Linked DNA regions of Homo sapiens: region 2 is linked to region 1. Evidence: chromatin contacts called from ENCODE Hi-C or POLR2A ChIA-PET data. All regions are on one chromosome and are shown on one strand. The core of a region is the stretch at or near the end of the contact, and the rest is flanking DNA. Distances in the headings are between cores, read along the strand shown.

What was found. A loop is a pair of places that touch in the nucleus more often than their neighbours do. ChIA-PET counts read pairs that join two places held with the same protein, here RNA polymerase II (POLR2A). Pooled maps may share reads with other maps.
Region 2: a loop to region 1 is called in a pooled map, with 3 times the contacts of the local background. The contact joins two enhancer-like sites. A Hi-C loop is called at or near these places in 1 of 50 pooled maps. POLR2A ChIA-PET finds 5 or more read pairs at or near these places in 3 of 52 experiments (B cell, H1 and naive thymus-derived CD8-positive, alpha-beta T cell).

The regions. Positions count from the first base shown.
Region 1 is chr6:14,708,756-14,715,020 of GRCh38, forward strand. All of the region lies in intron 1 of LOC101928354 (a long non-coding RNA gene), which reads right to left. Among named protein-coding and RNA genes, the nearest start is that of LINC01108, 430 kb to the left of the region's middle. Within about 2 kb of position 2,461, at least 6 of the 41 ENCODE cell types and tissues checked have a DNase peak (open chromatin) inside an H3K27ac peak, as active enhancers do.
Region 2 is chr6:15,273,475-15,279,476 of GRCh38, forward strand. All of the region lies in intron 1 of JARID2 (jumonji and AT-rich interaction domain containing 2), which reads left to right. Among named protein-coding and RNA genes, the nearest start is that of JARID2-AS1, 28 kb to the left of the region's middle. Within about 2 kb of position 1,662, at least 2 of the 41 ENCODE cell types and tissues checked have a DNase peak (open chromatin) inside an H3K27ac peak, as active enhancers do.

The DNA of each region.
Region 1 (6,265 bases), core at 1,211-3,710:
TGAGCAAAGTCTGCAGCTAAAACTGAGCAAAAAATCTAAACCCTTGGAGTGAAGGATTTTGTGTATTTAAGAATCTCCTTTCAGCCGGGCATGGTGGCTCACACCTGTAATCCCAGCACTTTACGTGGCTGAGGCGGGCGGATCATGAGGTCAGGAGTTCGAGACCAGCCTGGCCAACATAGTGAAACCCTGTCTCTACTAAAAATACAAAAAATTAGCCAGGCATGGTGGCACATGCCTGTAGCCCCAGCTACTCGGGAGGCTGAGGCAGGAGAATCACTTGAACCTGGGAGGCAGAGGTTGCATGAGCCGAGATCGCGTCACTGCACTCCAGCCTGGGCAACAGAGCAAGACTCCATCTCAAAAAAAAAAAAAGAGAGAGAATCTCCTTTCACAGGGCACCAAGTTCAGTGACAGTGCAGAAAGCACCCAACTTCACAGGGTTGTCTTATCTGAGAGCAGAAACGCAACACCTTGAAAGAGCCTGTCTGGATCAAGAATTCAGCCCTCATTTTCCTAAGTGGAAAGTCTCATGTGGCCAAGCAAAGGTGACCCGATGAAAGCCAGCGTGTTCAGCCTCCTTTCAAATCGGCAGCCATAATTGCTACTCGCATTTAACATGGCACCAATCACAACCGTGTTCTGGGGCCAAGAACACTGGCCAGCTTACCACCTTCTGAAACTCGGGTGGCTGAGATCCAAGGCCAACAAGACTGAAGAGATGAGTCGCAGCAGTGGAACCCAACAGCTGCCACTGTAATTCAGGGAGCGTCCCCATAATCTGGCAGGGCAGAGTGGAACCTGTCATCCCCAGGAATTAGGGACAATTCAACCTGCAACCCTCAGAAGTTAGGTCTCCAGTAACTGCTACTGTTAAGAAAGTCCTCTCTTGCCTCTTCCTGGTTTGCAAATGTTGCTAGCCCTCTTGGATTAGCGAGCTAGGCCCCGTCTCGGAAGCGAGGTGTGGCACTTCACCCAGCAGACACACCCTCACAGACAGTCCCCATGTAGATGACAAGAAAAAGCTGACAACCAACGGTCCCAGGCTCTTCCATTATGATTGAAGCTCATGGGAGCTCGGCATCACTTAAAATGTTCTGTAAAGTTCTCAGGATGGTATTTAATAAGGCAGCAATTCAGTGTCAGTTCAAAAGCCATTTGGGGTGGAAATGGAGGGTAAAGTTGAGATGTCATAAACTCAGTAGCTTCCAAATTTTATTACAGGCTTTTTCAGGTCTAACAATAGCAATTTGGAGAAGGGAGAGAAAAGACATTACTCAGTCTTCAAAAGTACACCCCAAACTCATGCGAACTGTGAGCTGACACTGCCATCTGCTCTCCCTGACATGTGGTGTGGGAAGCATGATTACCATTTTCCTCTAAGGCCAGCGTCCTCTTTAGGATTCTCCCTCTAGCACCGGGCCTAGGACAGTCTTAATCCTGACAGTCCAGAACTTCAATTTTACTATTCACTCAACAAATACTTTTCAAGCATTTATATGCGCCAGACACTGTTATAAAGTCTGGGATGTAGCAATCACTAAAGTAGGAAAAGTTCTGCCTTGTTGGGGTGTTTATTTGCTAGTTAGGGGGACACAGGAATTAACAAATAATCAAGTATGAATAAACAGACTATCAGATGGTGATAGGTGCTATGGAAAAAGCAAGGCAGATTAAGAAGGACAGAAATCATCCAGGCAGGGGTGGGGGGAGTGGGGGATGTGGATTATGTGGTGCGGTCAGGGAAGGTCTCACTGAAGAGGTAACATCTCAGGAAGACCCAAGCAGGGGAAAGAGAGGCCATGTAGAATTGCAGGGCAGGGTTTTTCAGGCAAAGGGATCAGAAAGGGCCAAGACTGTGAGGCAGGAGAGGGATTGGTGTGTTTACAGAACAGCAAGGGGCCAAAAGGAGCGAGGAATGACGGTGACAGTGGAAGGAGCTAAGACAGGAGAGGTGGCCGGAAGCCAGATCGCTTGCAACCTTGCAAACCATTTTAAGGACTTCACCTTTAACTCAGCACATCAGTCAGGGCCTAACCAGGAGACAGAAGCCACACCAGTTATTTTAACACGGCTAATTTAATATAAAGAATAATTTTCTAGGAATAAAGTCTTAACCAGGTAACTGAAAGAGTAAAAAGACAACTCTAAGGTGTCTTTCGTATAACAACTTCAGGAAGCTCCACCCCTGGGGCTGGCAGAAGAAAAAGGGGGCTGTCGGATAATTAAAATTTAGAAGCTTAGAAAACAGTCCCATGGGGCTAGAACCCAAACCTCAAAGATGGGGCAATGGCAGTCAGTGCTGTGGCCCTAAAAAGGCACAATGAGTCTGGTTCTTGAGTGTAGGAAAAATTGCAACGTAGATTGAACAGCTGCTACAGGAAGAAACTGCTGCTGCCAAGATGAAGCAGCAGTACTGGGGTGCTGCACACAGGAGCCACAGGCAGACAGGATACCCATGGGAAAGAGTAGGAGCCTCTCTAGCAACCCCTACTGGCTGAGTGCAACAAGGAGCCCAACAAAGGAGAAATGCAGTGTTCAGGGGCCCAGCATAGAATCAAGTATTGAAGGAAGGCTTTGGAGCTGAAAGATGATAACTTACTAACTGGAACTCTCTGAATGAGATAAGATTTTGAGCAAGGAAGTGACAAAAGCTGACTCACTCTGACATCTGTGTTGAAAACAGACAGTAGAGGAGCAGCAACAGTGGAGGAGGGAAGGAGTGGATGGATTCTGAATACAGGCATCCCACTGGATTTGCTGATGGTGTCCATGTGAGCTGTGAAAGAGAGGAGTCAAGGGTGACTCCTTCATCGAGGCCTGAGTAACTGAATGGAGACAAATTTACTGAGGGAGCAGGGAGAGCAAGGGGGCAAGAACAAGCTTGTTAGGTCAGCTTAGGTGTGAGGTGCCTGTTAGAAATTCAACTGAGGGGCTGGGCGCCTGTAATCCCAGCACTTTGGGAGGCTGAGGCGGGTGGGTCACCTGAAGTCAGGAGTTTGAGTCCAGCCTGGCCAACATGGTGAAACCCCACCTCTATTAAAAATACAAAAATTATCTGGGTGTGGCAGACACCTGTAGTCCCAGCTACTCAGGAGGCTGAGGTGGAAGAATTGCTTGAGCCCAGGAGGCAGAGGTTGCAGTGAGCCAAGATCGTGCCACTACACTCCAGCCTGGGTGACAGAGTGGGACTCCATCTCAAAAAAAAGAAAGAAAGAAATTGGACTGACAATGACAGCAGGCAGTTGCATCCCCAAGCCTGGGGAGGGTTTAAGTTAGAGATATAAATTTGAGGCTCACCCATCATATAGATGGATTTTAAAGCCACATGATTGAATGAGATCATGCGTGTCATCTCAACGTCACTTAGAATATGACATGGCTAAGAATCAGCTCTGGAATCAGAATGATGTCAATTTGAATTCAAACTCTATCGTCACTGGATTTTCTCAGATGTTCTAAGCCCTGATTCCCTCATGTGTAACCTAGAGATGATACTAATCATGCTGACTACACTGATCTTATGTACGGATTAGATTCAGTAACGTAAGGAAAGCCCTTACACCAGTGCCTGATATCAACTCTTATAAATAAGAGTTATTATCATTATCATAGTTTTATGATATTATTAGTAGTCAAAGATAGCCAGAGCCTAGAAAATTAGGCTTCTAAGACCCAAAAGCAAAGAGACCTGAATTGTACTAAAAAGACAACTTATTAATTGTAGGAGAAGATACAGTGGCATCTTATGTGAAATAGGTATATAAACCATGACTCTGAATTACTGTGGCTTTCCTTTTACAGATACATTTATTCGGAGTACTAAAAATTTTTTTTTTTTTTTTTTTTTTTTTTTTTTTTGTAGAGACAGGGTCTCATGTATTGACCAGGCTGGTCTCCAACTCCTGGCCTCAGTGTCCCAAAGTGCTGGGATTCAGGTGTGAGCCCCCATTCCCTACCTCAAATGGTTTCTAATCAGGCCAATTCTCCTGACCTGTAACAGAGCCTGCCCTAGCTCTCAGAATTCTGCTGCAGAATGGGCTAGCAGTCAAGTTTGTTCTTCTCCATGAGAAGGTTTAGCACCTGGAGAGTTGAGAGGTAAGTTTGATGTACATGAGGACTGTTCCTCTGGTTTGTGAATAACCAGCCAGGGAGTAAAAAAAAGATGCCAGACAACCCTCACAAAGGAAAGAAGGAAGGGAAAGACAGATCCACAAAACGATTCTAAAGGAACATTATTAGCAAATCCTTTAAAATACCAAAACTGAGTGTGCAGGGCAAGACCAAGATAGAAACAGAATGCTTGCCTGGGGACAAACTATGGAGACATCAGCATGTGCCTGTCGTGAGTGAGCTGCTGATGAGTCAGGAATGAGCACAGCCCCAGGGTGACTCCGAGACCCTGTGCACCCGTCACCACTCACTCCTAGTTGGCCTGGGAACAGAGCCCCATCCTCCATTAATTGTTCACCTCTCATTAAGCATTTTTGCATCAGGCAGCCATTCCTTTCCAAGAGCTCAATTGCAGGGTTATGTAAGGTTCTCCTGTATTCCTGGCCGGAGAACTGAGACCAGCTGCCTGTCCAGGGCGCTCCCTTCCTAGGCGGTAGGTCACTCCAGGAAACCAAACGGCAGATTACAAAGCCTAGAAAACACAGCAGGGGAGTAGAAGAGGCTGGATGTCCTCCCAGGCTGCTCTCAACTGTAGAGAGCAGAAAATTCTCTGCTTCCTGAACCCCGAGTATGAAATCAAATCTCCCCATCCCCAGGTTGGTGTGAAGGACCTTTCAGCCAAGTCTCTCCACGACCACCTTGGATGATATCAAAGCTCTTCCCATTGTTCTTCTGCTTCCAGAGCCTTCTCCCACACAAGTTCCCAACCCTTTCACCATGTGAAAAACTCCACCATCCAAAGATTCTATTCCAAACAGCTGTTCCTGGATGCGAGGAGGGATCCATCTAGAACAGTGATTCTCAACCCTGGCTGCGCTTTGCAGCCTCCAGGGGAGACTTTAAAAGTGCTGATGTCCAGTCTCCACCCCAGGCTCTCTGGGAATGCGGCTCAGGCACCAGTATTGTTTTTAAGTTCTTCAAGTGTTTTGACTGTGCAGCTGCATTTTAAAACTAATTGTTTTCGACTATAAATTCCCTTCAGTATACTAAAGCCATTGCCGACCCTCAGGGTTGTTTTTCTAAGAACGCATGATACGACTGTCATCGTGATAGTTGCTATAAGTTCCTTCTTCTCTCCCTCTGTTAAAAGATACACCTTAGACAAATAAAATTTAACCGAGTTTAATTGAGCAAATAATGATTCGTGGATCAGGCAGCCCTTGAACCAGAATAGGTTGAGAGGGGCTCCAGCATAGCCACATGGTGGAAGACTCATGGACAGTAAAAGGAGAGTGATGGACAGGAAACAGAAGTGAGGTACAGAAACAGCTGGATTGGTCACAATCTGGTGTTTGCCTTACTTGAACAGGGCTTGAACAGTTGGCCCCCTGTGATTGGCCAAAATTTGGTGATTGGCACAATAATAGATTACAGTCTGTTTACATGTCCAGGTGGGTGACCATTTACTGTGTACAGAGAAACCTTTAGGCTGAACTTAAAATATGTAGGGAGATAGCTTTAGGGCTAAACTTAATTTAACTCCCTCCCTTCCTCCCTCCCTTCCTTCCTTCTTTCCTTCCTTCCTTCCTTCCTCCCCTCCTTCCTTCCTTCCTTCCTCTCTTCCTTTTCTTCCTCCCTTCCTTCTTTTCTTCCCTGACAACAGTGAAGAGGACAGATCACATCACTAGGCCTGAGCTCAGCATAATGGAAGCCAGGCCCCACCTAACATACTTCCATTAAAATCTAAACCACTACATGGCCCCTGAAAAAAAAGTCTCTAAAAGAGCAGAGGAGCTAGGAAAGGGCCCAAAGCTGATGAAAGACTCCAAGTGAGGGGGAAAAGATACCCTGCTGCAAAGGTGGATAGGAAAAGACAAGAGAATGCCTCCCCTCTTTGGAGAATTTTTCTGTCAAAATGCCTTTTTTAGAATATTTATTTATTTATTTTAGTGTCTCTCATTCAGCTCTTTGGCTGGCCCATTGTCCAAGGCAACATCTTCCTATTATTCTATTATCTGTCAGATGGCTACTGCAATTGTAGAAGACAACGCATGAGAAGGATCGGGCTTCACTTTTCTGCAAATGGTTGGTTCAAAATAAGCCACCAGAGGTGACCTGGTCATTGTACCCCTCCTAAAAAATGATACCAAGA
Region 2 (6,002 bases), core at 412-2,911, 560 kb after region 1:
GTGGATCACCTGAGGTCAGGAGTTCAAGACCAGCCTGACCAACATGGAGAAACCCCATCTCTACTAAAAATACAAAATTAGCTGGGCATGGTGGCGCATGCCTGTAATCCCAGCTACTTGGAAGGCTGAGGCAGAAGAATCGCTTGAACCTGGGACTTGTGGGTTGCGGAGAGCCAAGATTGTGCCATTGCACTCCAGCCTGTGCAACAAGAGCGAAACTCTGTCTCAAAAAACAAACAAACAAGCAAACAAAACAGCTGTTTCTCAGGGTAGTTTTCTTGAAGCACGATTTTTCGAAATGTTGTAAATTAGTAGGACCCTGGCTTTGAGTCAGGATCCTAGATGGAATGAAATGACACCTAAAGATTGGTGTCATTCTTGGGGATACTCACTGAAGAACATACTGCTCCATTTTCTTTTCCCTTCTGCATTTCTCTGAAAAATTTTGTCTATATCTTTTTTTTTTTTTTTTAAGATGGAGTCTCGCCCTGTCACCCAGGCTGGAGTGCAGTGGCACGATCTCAGCTCACTGTGGCCTCTGCCTCCCGGGTTCAAGTGATTCTCCTGCCTCAGCCTCCGGAGTAGATGGGACTATAGGCGCCCGCCACCACGCCTGCCTAATTTTCTGTATTTTTAGTACAGACGGGGTTTCACCGTTTTGGCCAGGCTGGTCTTGAACTCCTCACCTCAGGTGATCCTCCTGCCTTGGCCTCCCAAAGTGCTGGGATTACAGGTGTGAGCCACTGTGCCTGGCCTGCTTCTCTATCTTTGAAAAAGGAGTTTTTGGGGGGCATTAAGGAAATTTGTCCCTTTTCATTTTAGATAGTTTTGGGGGATGTCTTTAATGTTTTTTTGTGGTTCTTTAGAGGTAGGCATATGAAGACACTGGTGCATTTTTATCTGCTAGAGAAATGGGATTGTTTTTAATTTTTACAGAGAAAAACTAAACATTTATATGCATTATTTAGTATTTTGTTCTGAAGAAACATGCTCTATTTGTAAAAGAGGAAATGTGTGGGAAAAGGGCAATTTGGCATGCTGTTGCATTTGCAGATCCAAATTTATTTTCCTTCATTCAGATAATTTAACACAGGCAAATAAGTGATGTTTCCAGAGTGGCTTCTTATATAGCAGCCCAGGAGGTGAGTGGGAGATTTCAGACCTCGACTTTTTGTGTGTGAAGGGGTGACTTAGCCAGGGCAATATTGTGTTGGCCTCTTTTTGATTCTGGGTTTTTTTGTTGGTGGTGATCCTGGGCACCTTCAGTCTTTGGTTCAGCCTGGGAAGGAGACTTTAGAGGTATCCACTCCCCCTTTCCCAGTTTTCTCCTGATTCTTCCTTCTAGTCCTTGTGCATATTAGTGGGATTCTTAAAAAGCCACTGACAATCTGATGGTCTAAAGCTCCACCTGCAGTTAGAAAGAAGCTGGTCAGCCTTCTGGAATGTTCTTTCTCCACTGGAGGCTAGTGAGCACCTCCAGACTAAAGGAGGTTTTGGTTGCGCTTTTAGCTTTGAGGAGGTCACTGAACTTCAAGAGCCCTTCTGGTTTCCCATTTTGTGTGATAGGATTAAAAACCTCTGTTTTGTTGGGTTACCTCCATCTCTGTGACTTGGGGTGACAACCTCGGACCAGTGGAGAAGGTGTGTGGGCAGCAGGAAGAGCTGTTTGATCTCTCCTTGCAAAATGTTTCTGGGCTCAGGTTCAAGAGTGGAGAAACCCTCTTGAACATGGAACAGTTGGCTCTTGGGGTCAGTAGCAAAGACAGGAATGAGCTGGAAAACTTTGTCCTGACCTAAAAGGAGGTTACATAGACAGGGTTTTGGATCTTTGGTGTTTCCTTTTTTACAAAGGCCATGTGCACAGCTGTACTTCCAGAATTGGAAAATTTCCTACATACACAGCTTCTTCATTAGATACTGATACCGGTTAATTCACAGTCACCTGTAATTGGAAACAGCTGCTGTTTCCCAGCTGACTAGGTGTTCAAGTCAGATGCTTTGAATTAGCTGGACTTGGATTATTCACATTTTAATTAAAGTCCATTTACCGCCCCCCCCGCCCCCCCCCCCGTCTTTTGCCTCTTCAATGACCAGGTTTTTACAGTAATACATTTGAAATTACATGAGTATCCCAGTAGAAAGGCATAATGTAAGTTCAAGGACTTGCAGTTGATTATGGCGTTACATTATTAAATAGTGAATTTAACAGCATTGCAATTCCCTTTTCTCACCCACTGAACCTTGCCTCTCTAGTGGGGAAAATTTCATTCCATTTAGGAAAGTTGAGACTTTTGTCCCCTTTCCTTCTCTTGGGACAGAGTTGTATTAACCTAATTGCTTGTGTCACTGCTACAGGGAAGGTACTGCGTGAAGTGGGACAAGCAATTTTCTGGTACTTTTTGTCTAATGGGGTTTGCAAATTAAGCCATGACTAGTGGGGATATTTTCTCAGAAGGGGGAAAAAAGTTAACAATTGCTATGGTGTGGCTGTTGTCCAGTGCTTCTGTATTGATGTAGAATGTTCACTGAGCAGCTTGTAGGAGAAAAAGACTGCCTTAATTTTTGGGCAAAAAGTTAGAAGGGAAATTGCTTTGCATTTTTCTCTCCATAATGTTAATGAGGAAAAGAGGCAATGCTGGAGGAAAGGAGATAAATGGATGTTTCCTCCCTTCCCTATTTAAGCTGCCTAAGTTGACTAAAGTTCGACTTGATAAATGTCCTAGTTAATTTAATTTTGTGTTAGTGCCTCTCCTCCCCTCGAGTGTCCAGTCCATTTTCAGCTGACTTGCAGAAAAACCAGGTTAATGCAAATCCATCAGATTCTGCATGCCTGTTAAAATGCTTAAGCATTCTACATGGCGTGGGAGACATGATGCTTGCCTAAAAGGGTCCCTGGAGAGATAAAGTATATTCCTGCCAGTGCATTTAGGGAGTTATACATATATAACTGTCTCATATGATTTGGCATTGTCACATACTGAGCACTGGGAGAGCCAAAGGAGGTCTGGGGTTGGTAGGCTGTTTGGAGGTAAAAGTTTACTACTGGAATAGTCCTTCCAGCTCAGCCGCTTCCATTTCCACATTGCCTCAGAAGTTGCCTAAAGGATGTGCATCTTGTTGGCAGCCCCATGACTTTCTAGAAGCCCTGTTGTGTCTGTTTAGTGCTTTCTACATTAGGTCGGAGATCTTTTTTCATTAGGTCAGAGATACTGGACTCCTTTTTGTTATGGAAATAACAGTCTCTTGGGGTTCTCTGGAATGAGCCAGGGGGTCCTGTTGGCCTGGTCCTTGGAGGAGAGGTCCAGGCTGTTGCTTTCAGTATCCATGCCACCTAGAATTTCCAGTGACTGTTGAGTCATTACATTGCTATGGTAGTTTCTTAGGAATAGGCCGGTACAATTTGATTGTGTTTTTGGACCTTCCCCCAAGTTACAAGGCCACCAGCACTCAGACTGTGGGTATACCATATGGACCAGGGAACACATTGGACAAGGCGAAAGCTTGTTACCATGAAGTTCGTTAGAAGATGAGACTCCATTCAAATTTTCAGTTCTTCATGAATGAGTTCTTAGTAAAAGTGCTTTGTTGATTTTTTTCCATGGTAGTAACTACCATGTTTTGAGTGCCTTGTTAAGTAACATAAGTACATAATATTCTCACACACTTTTGCAAAGCAGAATCTATTATTTTATTTTTACAGATGAGCAGATAGGGCTTTGGAGAGAGAAGTGGCCTGAAGTAGCACGCAGTGTGGGTGGCTGGAGTATATGCAGGGGCTGGAGTTACAGCCCAGTTTTCTTAATTGCTTTGATTTTATTTACCTATTTTTTATAGAAACAGGGTCTTGCTATGTTGCCCAGGCTGGTTTGGAACTCCTGGGCTCTAGCAGTCCTTCTGCTTCAACCTCCCAAAGTGCTGGGATTACAGGCATGAGCCACCGTGCTCTTGGCCTTAATTGTTCTGATTTTAATAATGGCATGATACCCCTGTACCCCAAGTTATACAGATGAGAGATTTTGGCTCTGGTATCTCTGTCTCTATCCTGGGTAAGGTTTCTCAGGGTTGTAGGCCAGTCTCTTTGTCAGGAAGAGAGCTAGTAGTTAAACTGAAACAAAGGTCCGACAGTCTTTATTTTGCATTTTAAGGTACCTGTTGAAAATGACTAAACGTAAAATGGGACTTTTGTTAATTCAGTAGCTGTTACTGAAGCATTAGATTGATTCACCTGTTTAAAAGTAGTTATGAAAGACAACAGAGAACAGCTTTCTATTTGTCGTAACTTACTAATAGATAGCCAAGTCTGCAAAAAAAAAAAAAAAACAGTCAAGGATTCCATGTAGTTGCAAAAGGCAAGTTCAAGAGAAAGTTGGCAAAGAAAGATGGATAGATGGAGAGAAAGCAAAAGAAATCCTTTTTTTTGGAGAGAGAACACACTGTTGGAGTATGCTGTAAACAGTGTAAGGGAAAAACCCCATAAAAAAGGTGAACTCTGGTTGGGCGCAGTGGTTCATGCCTGTAATCCCAGCACTTTGGGAGGCCGAGGTGGGTGGATCATTTCAGATCAGGAGTTTGAGATCAGCCTGGCCAACATGGTGAAACCCTGTCTCTACTAAAAATACAAAAATTAGCATGCCTGTAATCCCAGGCTGAAGCAGGAGAATCCCAGGCTGAAGCTTGAACCCAGGAGGTGGAGGTTGCGGTGAGCTGAGATTGTGCCACTGCACTCCAGTCTGGGCAACAGAGTGAGACCCTGTCTCAAAAGTTAAAGAAAGAAAGGTGAGCTGGGCGCCGTGGCTCTGCCAGCAAAATTTCAATCGAAACACTGCAATGAGCCAGGCACTGTACCTCATGCCTGTAATCCCAGCACTTTGGGAGGCTGAGGCGGGTGGATCACGAGGTCAGGAGATTGAGACCATGCTGGCTAACACGGTGAAACCCCGTCTCTACTAAAAATACAAAAAATTAGCTGGGCGTGATGGCTCATGCCTGTAATCCCAGCTACTCGGGAAGCTGAGGCAGGAGAATGGCGTGAACCCGGGAGGCGGAGCTTGCAGTGAGCCGAGATCGCGCCACTGCACTCCAGCCTGGGCAACAGAGCAAGACTCCGTCTCAAAAAATAAAAAATAAAAAAAGAAAGGTGAGCTCTGTAATAGTGTAGCTGGCTGGTGAAAATAGTGTAGCTGGCTGGTACAGCTCAGCAGAGGAAGGGTCTGGGGGGACATGCTCCCCCATCCCTGCCAGTCTCATATCTGCCATACCTGCTGCGAGAGGAATTGATTGGAGGACTGGTTTGGGTGGAAATTGTCCAGCCGGGCTGGGCATGGTGGCCCACACGTGTAATCCCAGCACTTTGAGAGGCTGAGGCGGGCAGATCACTTGAGGTCAGGCGTTCGAGATTAGCCTGGCCAACAAGGCGAAACCCTGTCTCTACTAAAAATACAAAAATTAGCTGGGTGTGGTGGCATACACCTGTAATCTCAGCTTGAGGTTGAGGCATGAGAATCTCAAGCTCAGGTTGAGGCATGAGAATCACTTGAACCTGGGAGGTGGAGGTTGCAGTGAGCCAAGATCGCACCACTGCACTTCAGCCTGGGAGGCAGAATGAAACTGTGTCTCCAAAAAAAAAAAAAGATAAATTGTCCAGCTATTGTATAACAAAATTCATATATACATATATTCATATATATGGACAATAAATTGCCTTTTGTTTTCACCACTAAATACAGTGTGGTTGTGACCCTTAGTTTTGTGTATTCTGACTCACAGCTAGGATTTAAATTGGTCGAAGGTTGTGTGTATTTTCAACATTAGTGAAATACTGTTTTCTGAAATGGTTGGAGCACGTCACTCCTATCTGCAATGTCTGTGTCCCAGGTGATATGTATGCCCACTAGTTTGATTTTGTTGGCGGTGGGTAAGTTTTGTGAGCCTGACTTTTCATATGTGTATGGATTTACATGTTTAGCCCCATGGCACGGCTTACTGCTTAGTTCCAGTGATTC